Linked DNA regions of Homo sapiens: region 1 is linked to region 2. Evidence: read pairs that join two places in POLR2A ChIA-PET (ENCODE). Cell type or tissue: OCI-LY7. All regions are shown on one strand. Links, peaks and the distances in the headings refer to the core of each region. The heading gives the core; the rest is flanking DNA.

What was found. ChIA-PET counts read pairs that join two places held together with the same protein. Peaks named below come from ENCODE experiments on the same cell type or tissue, not always from the same donor. Only the 100,000 strongest peaks of a DNase experiment are listed, where the experiment ranks them.
Region 1: POLR2A ChIA-PET joins it to region 2 with 5 read pairs; 2 of 35 experiments call an interaction of 5 or more read pairs at or near these places.

Annotation. Positions count from the first base shown.
Region 1 is chr1:179,012,864-179,018,243 of GRCh38, forward strand. It overlaps a transcript of FAM20B not described here. Among named protein-coding and RNA genes, the nearest start is that of FAM20B, 10 kb to the right of the region's middle. RefSeq lists a cis regulatory region at 4,087-4,598. In OCI-LY7, for the core only: no CTCF peak of the experiment used is centred there; no DNase peak of the experiment used is centred there.
Region 2 is chr1:178,570,628-178,576,007 of GRCh38, forward strand. LOC105371632 (a long non-coding RNA gene) reads right to left here. Exons shown (of 4, transcript XR_922315.3): 1 at 2,666-5,380. Among named protein-coding and RNA genes, the nearest start is that of C1orf220, 31 kb to the left of the region's middle. In OCI-LY7, for the core only: CTCF peaks have their summits at 2,208 and 2,408; DNase peaks (open chromatin) are centred at 2,174 and 5,154; H3K4me3 peaks cover 502 bases; H3K27ac peaks cover 3,933 bases.

The DNA.
Region 1 (5,380 bases), core at 217-5,216, 440 kb after region 2:
TTTTCTTAAAAAGTTAAAACTTCACCTACTATTTGACCCAACAATCCACTTTTAGGTATTTATCCTAGAGAAAGGAAAACTAATTTGACATAAAAGCCTGTATATAAATATTTATGCCAGCATTGCTCATACTTGTCAAAAACTGGCCACAACCCAAATGTCTTTCAAACTGTTAGGTCTATACAATAAAATACCACTTAGTAAAGAAAAAGAATGGATTTGGGGCTGGGCGTGATGGCTCACACCTGTAATCCCAGCACTTTGGGAGGCCAAGGTGGGTGGATCACCAGCTCAGGAGATCGAGACCATCCTGGCTAACATGGTGAAACCCCGTCTCTACTAAAAATACAAAAAATTAGCTGGGCGTGGTGGTGGGCGCCTGTAGTCCCAGCTACTTGGGAGGCTGAGGTGGGAGAATGGCATGAACCCAGGTGGCAGAGCTTGCAGTGAGCCGAGATCACACCACTGCACTCCAGCCTGGGTGACAGAGTGAGACTCCATCAAAAAAAAAAAAAGAATAAAAAAGAATGGACTACTGATATATGCAACAACATGCCTGAATCTCAAATGCATTACACTGAGTAAAAACCCAATCTCAAAAGGTTACATGCTATATGATTCCATTTTTATGACATTCTGAAAAAGACAAAAATATAAGAACAGAACACAGATCAGTAGTTGCCAGAGTTTAGGAATGGGGGAAGGTCTGAATACAAAGGGGCAGAGTGAGAGAAATCTTTGGGGTGTTAGAATTGTTCTGTATCTTGCCTGAGGTGATAGTTACAAAAGTCTATATCTGTGAAAAATGCATGCAGTGTACACCAAAAAGTTAATTTTACTTTATGCAAATAAAACATTTTTCAAGTAAAAGCTGGCTGGACATGGTGGCTGAAGCCCGTAATCCCAGCACTTTGGGAGGCTGAGGCAGGCGGATCACCTGAGGTCAGGAATTCGAGAACAACCTGGCCAACATTGTGAAACCCCATCTCTACTAAAAATCCAAAAATTAGCCAGGCATGGTGGTGGTTGCCTGTAGTCCCAGCTACTTGGGAGGCTGAGGCAGGAGAATTGCTTGAACTCGGGAGGTGGAGGCTGCAGTGAGCCAAGATCGTTTCACTGCCTTCCAGCCTGGGTGACAGGGTGAGACTCTGTCTCACACACACACACAAAAACCAAAAACCAAAAAACACCCCACCATTTTTCAAATAAAAGCAAAAAAAAAAAAAAAGGAAAAGAAAAACCATCAAACACACAACCCAAAACAAAACTCTGCCCCCCGTCATGGGCTCTGGCCATCCTTCCTCCAAGCTCAAGCAGGAAGAGCAGATGGCAGAGGCCTTTGAGGACTAGGATAGGACCTGGTTGAGAGCAGACATTCATGAGCTTAATTTCTTATCCTACTGTTCATGTGGCTTTGGAATGACCATGGTCCTGTGAAATGCCATTAGCTCACTGTCCATTCTTGTGTCTTTGCCTTTTAATCCTTGGACCTCACCACTCAGAAATAGCTGGAGCTGCCCCAACTCCCCAAGGAAGAACTTGCTCTCTGACATCAAGCCAATGAAGAGTCCCTTTGGGGCACACAGGAGAACTTATCACCCAGTAGATCCTTCTTACCCATAACCCATGGCTCCTCCCAGCTGGTGGGGCCAGGGCCATGAGCTGTTATTCATCCACATAGAGGGAATTATGGAACAGGGCCTTCAAGGTCCCCCTTGATCATACAGTGCCCGCCATGCCCCCACAGGGTCATGGCCCATTGCACCTCAGCCTATATGCACATGCTGGTTGCTTAGCTCAGAACTCCTTTCTCTTTCCCAAGGCTTTGCCCCTGCCCTCCTGGAATGTCACCCTTTCTCCCCCAGATGTGGCACTATCTGTTACCTTGGCTTGTAGAACTTTCTACACCCAAGTTCTACTGATTCTTTCTCCTAAATACCCGCAAATGATCTCATCCTTGCCTGCTTCAGACCTTCAGGCTCTCTTGCCCAGACCATTGCTAGGCGGATAGCTTCTGTGATGCCCTCTCTGCTCTGACCCCACACCTCTTCAATTCCCCTCCTCCTAAAAACCCCTTGGTTCCTTACCTAGGCAGGCACACAAGAACCTGGCCAGGCCCTTGCTGCTTTTCCTGATCCCTACTCCTTCCCAGACACGTCCTCAACACTCCTATAAAACCTGGCCACTTGGGGCTAGGCACGGTGGCTCATGCCTGTAATCCCAGCACTTTGGAAGGCCAAGGCGGGTGGATCACCTGAGGTCAGGAGTTCGAGACCATCCTGGCCAACATGGTGAAACCCCATCTCTGCTAAAAATACAAAAATTACCTGGCCATGGTGGCACATGCCTATAGTCTCAGCTACTCAGGAGGCTGAGGCAGGAGAACTGCTTGAACCTGGGAGGTGGAAGTTGCAGTGAGCCAAGATTACACCACTGCACTCCAGCCTGGGTGACAGAGCAAGACACTGTCTCAAAAAAAAAAAAAAAAAGTCTGGCCACCGGCTCTTCCACTCCTCCATGTCTCTGTTCATACTGATCCCTCTGCCTGGAGTGTCCTTCCCTCCCCTCTGTCCACCTAGTAAACCCCTCATTTTCTTTAGGCCCTACTCCAATCCACCTCTCTGTGAAGCCTTTCCTGACCACAGTGCCCTCCATTCATCTGCCCCAGGAACATTCATTCATTCCACAAGTAGTTATGCCCCACCTATGTGCTGGGAATTAGGACAGTTAAGGACCCTGCTCTTGGGGAGTACATTCATCTGGGCAAGACTGATAATCCTTGCTATATCATCCTGTATAATTTCAGAATGATTAAGGTGAAGGGCTGCAGAATGATAAGACACTCATGGCGGCCTTGCTGAGGGGATGCCAAGTAAGCAGATACCTGAGGAGTTCCTCCTAACCCTCCGTGTCCTGAGCACTCTGCATTCTTTTTTTTTTTTTTTTTTTTTTTTTGAGACAGGGTCTTGCTCTGTCACCCAGGCTGGAGTGCAGTAGTGTGATCTCGGCTTATTGCAACCTCCACCTCCCAGGTTCAAGCGATTCTCCCACTTCAGCCTCCCAAGCAGCTGGGACTACAGGTGCGTGCCACCGTGCCAGGTTAATTTTTTTAGGCTGGAGTGCAGTGGCGCAATCTCAGCTCACTGCAACCTCTGCCTCCTGGGTTCAAGCGATCCTCCTGCCTCAGCCTTCCAAGTAGCTGGGATTACAGGTGTGCACCACCATGCTAGGCTAATTTTTGTACTTTTAGTGGAGACAGCTGTCACCATGTTGGCCAGGATGGTCTCAAACTCCTGAACTCAGGTGATCCACCTGCCTCGGCCTCCCAAAATGCTGGGATTACAAGTGTGAGGCACCGTGCCCGGCTGTGAGCATTCTGCATTCTTTATGGTCTCTCCTTGGGAGGGTTGTGAGACTTAACAAATAAAAACATTGCATAGGACATACTTATACCAAAAAATTGTTCTTGAAATTCAAATTTAATGGGACCACCTGTGTTTTATCAGGCAACCCTACCCCTAGGACTCACTGCCCTGTGAGTTCAGAGAAGGAGCACCCTCAGGGCCCAGCACTGTGGCTGGCTGCAGTAGGCACTCAATAAACACTAAAAGAATGAGCCATTAAGCAGATGCATGAGCAGCACTTGCTAAGTTGTACTGTATTTTGCATTTGCTTGCTGACTCCCCACCTGCATCGCAAGCCCCTGCTTGCTGCGCAGGCAGTGTTAGATGGCATCCTCTGTACCTAATGCAGCCTGAGGAGTGGTTTAGGGAGAATGTATCTGCCTCTTACCATCTATTAGTGCCTCCCCTACTACCCCAAGTAATAATCAAATATGAAAAACAATTTTAGAATGTGGCAATATATGTAATGACATGGAAACTGAGAAACATTTTCTCAATCATATGTACATGAATAAAAACACCTTTGGAAAACTTTGCTATATTTATAGGCTGCAGTGTATAATCTATGAAAAAACTGCTTCCATCTAGTGCCCTAGCTACCCCTTTCCAACCAGACAGCCTCTACGAAACCCTTCCTCTTTTGGAATCGTGGAGCTGGCAAAAAGAGCTGACCAGTAGATGTCTGTTATACAAATGATGGCAGAATTTTACTGTGATTCTGGGCCTATGTGTCAATCTTCCCACTGGACTGGGATCCTGCACAGGCCAGCAAGGTGTCCTTATTGTCCCCAGGCCCAGCATGCAGCAGCAGCTCAGGAAATGGGGATTGAAAATCTATCAAGAGCCACATCTCATAGTTGACGTTAAAGCTTCCCCGAAGGAAGGCTGGTTCAAATGCACACCCCATGTTGCCCTCTGGAGATCAGCAATCCCATCAAGGCCCAGCCCAAACCACACACTGGCAAGCAGCCCAGAAAGGGTGTGGTCCAACTGCCCCACAAGTCCTGTGAATAAGCCCGGTCTTCACTCCCAGTTCATAAAAGGGCCACTGTCCCAGGGCAGCCTCAGCTCCTGTTGGTTTCAACTCAGAAGGAGAATGTTGTTGCTTGAGCCTCTTTTGAGCTTTAAAAAGGACAAGGAAAGGCACTGTACGGAGTGTTTTACTTTTGACTTTTTTTTCATGACTACAAACTGTTGGATATTGAAAACCTTGCATTTACTTGTGAATTGCCAGTCTGTGTTTGCGTATGGAGGAAGGTAAGATTTGCAGGGCTGGAATTATTTTCATTTTCCTTGTAAGTTTCTCCAGTACTTAGCTTTTCATTGAGCATTCTATATTTATTTCTGTGTCATTATGTCATTCTTTGGTGCATTTTATAACCTGTGATGCTGAAAGCTGCCTTCCTTCACATTGTGGGCTAGAGTCAGATAGGGCAATACAGTCACACAGCATCCACCAGAAGTTAGTGCCATGGAACACAGTCCTGAATAAGCACACCAATTTGCTACAAGAATGATCACAGAAAGACTGTGTATAATAGTATCAAAGAATAATTCAAAGACATAGGGTTAATTATTAGGGCACCATTTACTTGAATACAAGGGAAACCAAAAATAGCTTTATTTCATATATCAGAGCCAAAATAAGAAATAGGAAAAGAGGAGAAAGGAGAAAAATGAAAAACTGCAGACGTGTGAAAGATAATGAACTTTGCCTTTTCTTGAGTAAGCTGCTGATTAGCAGGCAGCTAGCTAAGAAGGCCAGAGGGTGTTCTGCCCTTGACATCTGGATGAATCATCAAAGAGGATAATTCCAGTTGCTTATGGATTCTCCAGGAGCCCTTGGAGTGGAACTGTGCTGTATCTGTGACAAGTTCCCTCTGTGTCACATGTGCCTGGGTCCTGGGAGAACACCTCCATCTCTGTTATGCCTCTCTGCCCTATGACCTTTATGTAAAAAGTCTCAATGTAAGCAG
Region 2 (5,380 bases), core at 232-5,231:
AGTGCTGGTATTACAGATGTGAGCCACCATACCCAGCTGAGACATAATTCTCACACTCTGCTTTAGTTCTTTTTTTTTTTTTGAGATGGGGTCTCACTCTGTTGCCCAGGTTGGAGTGCAGTCTCAACTCACTGCAACCTCCACCTCCTGGGTTCAAGCGATTCTCCTGCCTCAGCCTCTCAAGTAGCTGGGACTACAGGCATGTACCACTGCACCTGGCTATATATATAATATATAAATTATATTAATATAATTATTTATATATTATATTTATATAGTATGTTAATAATATAATTAGCCAATATATAATATATGTATATATGTGTATATATTATATCATATTGTATATATTTTTTATATATATACACACATATATATATATATATTTTTTTTTTTTTTGAGGCGGAGTCTTACTTTGTTGCCCAGGCTGGAGTGCAATGGTGTGATCTCGGCTCACTGAAAACTTCACCTCCGGGTTCAAGCAATTCTTCTGCCTCAGCCTCCCGAGTAGCTGGGACTACAGGCACCTGCCACCATGCCCAGCTAATTTTTGTGTTTTTAGTAGAGATGGGGTTTCACCATATTGGCCAGGCTGGTCTCGAACTCCTGACCTTGTGATCCACCCACCTCAGCCTCCCAAAGTACTGGGATTACAGGTGCGAGCCACCGTGATTGGCCAATTTTTGTATTTTTAGTAGAGACGGGGTTTCACCATGTTGGCCAGGCTGGTCTTGAACTCCTGACCTCAAGTAATCCACCCGCCTCAGCCTCTGAAAGTGCTGGGATTACAGGCGTGAGCCATTGCACCTGGCCAAGTTCTTTAGAGATGGTTTCCTTCAGTTTTTTTAGACATGGTTTTCAAATATATATTTGAATATATTTAAAATAACTGGGCCAGGCACAGTGGCTCATGCCTGTAATCCCCAGCACTTTGGGAGGCCAAGGCAGGAGGATCACCTGAGGTCAGGAGTGAGACCAGCCTGGCCAACATGGTGAAACCCTGTCTCTACTAAACATACAAAAATTAGCTGGGCACGGTGGCGGGCGCTTATAATCCCATCTGCTCAGAAGCTGAGGCACAAGAATTGCTTGAACCCAAAACACAGAGGCTGCAGTGAGCCTCTGCCTCCCAAAGTGCTAGGATTACAGGCATGAGCCATCACGCCTGGCCCAAACTAGACATTTTAAATAATATAATGTGGCAACTCTGGAAATCAGATTCTCCACCCTCCCCAGGTTTGTTTTGATGGTGCTGTTGTTTTAGTTCGTTTGTTTATTGACTCTTCTGAACTCTGTTTTCTTTGTCAGGTGAGGCCACTGAAGTCCCTGCTCAGTTAGTTTAATGGTCAGCTGATGATGAACAGAGATTTTTCTTAAACAACTGGAGCCAGTAAGTCTCCCAGTCTTTGCCAAGGGCTTCGTGTGAGTGTCGGGGCGTGCCTTCAACACTAAGCCAGGCAGTCAGCAACTCTGCCTTGGTGTTGTCTTTCTGTTTTTCAGAAAGGTTGAAAAATGTGGCCTTTATTTAGGAGACCATGTGTACAACTAAAAATGAAGGGTTTTTTTTTTAACCAAGGAATGAGGGAAACTAGCTATCTCTGCCGCCTTCATTTTACAGGTGAAGAAACTGAGGTTTAGAGAAGTTCGGTAATTTACCCAAGGACATCCAAGCAATAGGTAGTGGTGCTAGGATTAAAATCAGGCAGCCTGAACGGCTGTAGTGGCTCACACCTGTAATCCAGTACGTTGGGAGGCCGAGACAGGTGGATCACGAGGTCAGGAAATTGAGACCATCCTGGCCAGCATGGTGAAACCCCGTTTCTACTAAAAATACAAAAAATTAGCTGGGCATGGTGGCGCGCACCTGTAGTCCCAGCTACTCTGGAGGCTGAGGCAGGAGAATTGCTTGAACCTGGGAGGCAGAGGTTGCAGTGAGCTGAGATCATGCCACTGCACTGCAGCCTGGTGACAGAGGGAGACTCTGTCTCTAAATAAATAAGTAAATAAATAAAAATCAGGCAACCTGACCCTAAATCACTTTGCCTTACAGAATAGGAAACTGGGGTTCAGAGAAGTTAAAGAACTCTGAGGTCATGTAGCTGGCTAGTGCAGATCTGTCTGGCCCCAGAGCTTATCCTTTCCCCCTTAGTTGCCCCAAATCTATCTTACCCTGGTGGGCCACCAGGAGGAGTGACAAAAAATAGACCTGAATGTTTAAGCTGAAAACACCTGGAAGAGGCCAATTAAGATACCTAAATAAAGTGCCCTTTAAACAACCAGGACAACAATAAATATCTGAAGGTCAGCAAATGAATCAAAATGCTAGATAATCAGAAAGAGCTATTAAGGAACAAACACTGTAGAACTTGCTTGTATACTGGAGCAGGATTAAGGAACTGGTTAGGTCAAGGCTGTGAATTGCCATTAAGAAATCAGTATTAAAAGTTGCTGTCTTGATTGGGACTCTAAGTACCTTCTGTTTTGTTTTTCCCACTAATTTCCCAGACTCCCAGGCCCTTCCAACCAGTCAGTAGGTTAGTATTAATCCCTTTAACCCCCATACATCCCTGGGGTGGGGTTAGGCCCAGTTAAACCCAGGCCTCAAGGTTCCATTGAACCCACCCAAGGTCTGTGGGAAGAGACCCCAGTGCCTGTCTTGACTCACCCATTTCTTTTCTTTGTCAGCTCTTGTTTTTCTTCACCTTGGATTATCCTGAAGCTCAGTTAATTGAGTCCTGAATAAGTAAGGGCATGTTGTAATTCCAAATTCAAGACAAGTTTTCTATTTAACCAGAGGTCCTTTTCATGTTACTCACAGAGGAGACACTCAAGACGGGGTATCAATGGAATTGCAGTTTGATAACTAAACAGAAGCACACTTGAAACTCTGGTGACTAATACAGCCCCATTCACACCTACCGAAAGACAATCCCCTGCTCTATCTGTGGTTTGAATCGATCACAAAAAACACAGATTTGCTTCCAGCAGCTAAAGTAATTTTAGTTTTATCAAATAGTGTATGTTTGGGTTTCTAGAGTTAAAAAAAAACTCATGCTTGGACCTTGGGCACCCATTGGAAGCTGCCTATCTGTTCCCACCCTTGCTGCTAGGACTCTCCTCACTGCTGTTAGCACACAGTGGGTTTCTACTGCTAAGAACTCCCTCCTCAACCCTGCCCTGGCACCCTAAAAATGACCTGTGCTGATACCTTCTCTCCCCTGCTCCCCATACACCCACAGGTGCAGGAACAGCTCCAGCTCTGCCTTTGTCCCGCGCTTTGAGCTTTTTTCAGGCTTCACCACTGCTCTTTCTTTGGCTTCATACTTGGGTTCTTTTTCTGTACAGGGTTAACAACTATATCATGAGAATATTAGTTAGATTCCATTTAACTTTTTACAATTTAATTAAATAGAGGTAATTATAGATTCACATCGGGTTGTAAGAAATAATACAGAGAGATACAATGTGTCTTTTATCCACAGTTTCCTTCCAATGGTAACATCTTACAAAACTCTAGTATGTGCAATATTACAACTAGGAAATTGATGGTACAATCCATAGATCTTGATCAGATTTCCCTCCTGTCTTACATTTACTCTGTGTGTGTGTGTGTGTGTGTGTGTGTGCACGTGCACGTGTATTTAATTCTATGCCATTTTATCACATGTGGAGGTTTGTATATCAATCACCATCTCTTATGTTGCCTTTTTGTAACATAATCTATTTCCCTCTCCTTCCATCCTCCACCCCCTGGCCCTAACCCCTGCCAATCACTAAACTATACTCTCTCACACTAATTTTATGGTTTCAAGAACGTTATATAAATAAAATCATAACATACGTAATTCTTTGGGATTGGCTTTTTCACTTGAAATCCATCCAAGTTTTGTGTGTATCCATGGTTTGCTCCCTTTTTATTGCTGGGTAGTAGTCCAAGGTCTAGATGCACCACAGTTTGTTTAACCATTTGCCCACTGAGACATCTGGGTTGTTTCCAGGGCCTATTATAAATAATGCTGCTGTGGACATTTGTATATAGGGTTTTGTGTGAACATAAAATATGTTTTTATGTTTCTGGGATAAGTACCCAAGAGTGAAATTGCTGGGTTTTGTGGTAATTGCATGTTTAGTTTTATAAGAAACTTCCAAAATGTTCTCTAGAGTGGCTATACCCACCAGCAATGTATGAGAGATTCAGTTTTTCTACATCCTTATCAGCAATTGATATGGTCACTATTTTAAATTTTAACCATTCTGATAGGTGTGTAGTAAAATTTCACTGAAGTTATTTCGTTTTAAAAAACAATTTGTACTTTTCAACTTTTGTTACTAAATATTTGTGCAGCTTTTATATTTTTATTTTTCAGAAACATTTTAATTACTGAATAGCTGTGTAACATGTTAGAAAAATCCAAGTAATATTTCACATAATTCCATTTCACTTGCCTGTCCATACTTTTTCAGTATGCCAAGAATTCTATGCCTACTTTTGACACATAACTTGATGTCAAGTTTCACTTGATGAAACCTTTTTGATAATTGTCAACTCAAAAGTTAACACGACATATACTTCATGAAAATGGAGTTAATTGGCTATTCTGAGCCTTTTATAAAGAGAATTGCTTCATCCACATACCAATTAAGTTTCTATATTTATAAAATATTTTTCTAATCAAAAAATTAATTGAAACTATGAAAAAATAGACACCTGGCTGTTTCTTTCTTTTTCTGTTGTTGAGACAGAGTCTCACTCAGTCACCCGGGCTGGAGTACAGTGGCACCATCTTGGCTCACTGCAACCTCCACCTCCACCTCCAGGGTTCAAGCGATTCTTGTGTCTCAGTCTCCCAAGTAGTTGGAATTACAGGTGCACACTATCACGCCTGGCTAATTTTTGTGTTTTTAGTAGAGATGGGGTTTCACCATGTTGGCCAGGCTGGTCTCGAACTCCTGGCCTCAAGTGATCTACCCACCTCTACCTCCCAAAGTGCTGGAATTACAGGTGTGAGCCACCATGCCCAGCCAACCTGGCTGTTTCTTTTCCAGCCCTTCCAGAATGAGAATTCATGTAGGCCATCTGCCCCACTCTGATCTGCAAGCTGCCTCCCTGATTCCTTGACTCCCTGCAACCCACATCCCCTCCTGTCTTCAGGACATCATACTCGCACCTGGGGGAAAAGGGGAAGTAAAAAGGGAGGCTCAGTGCCCCTGGGTCTGCTTTGTCTGTGAGAGAAATCTGACATTGTTGGCAGAGAACTAACATGTCTTCTTAGAAAAAAGTAGAGCCCCAGTTGCCTGGATACAGTCAGGAATACATATCACTGGATCTGTGGGTGACCTGTAGTTACTTTGTCCCTATTTGAGTTTCCTGAATGTTAAG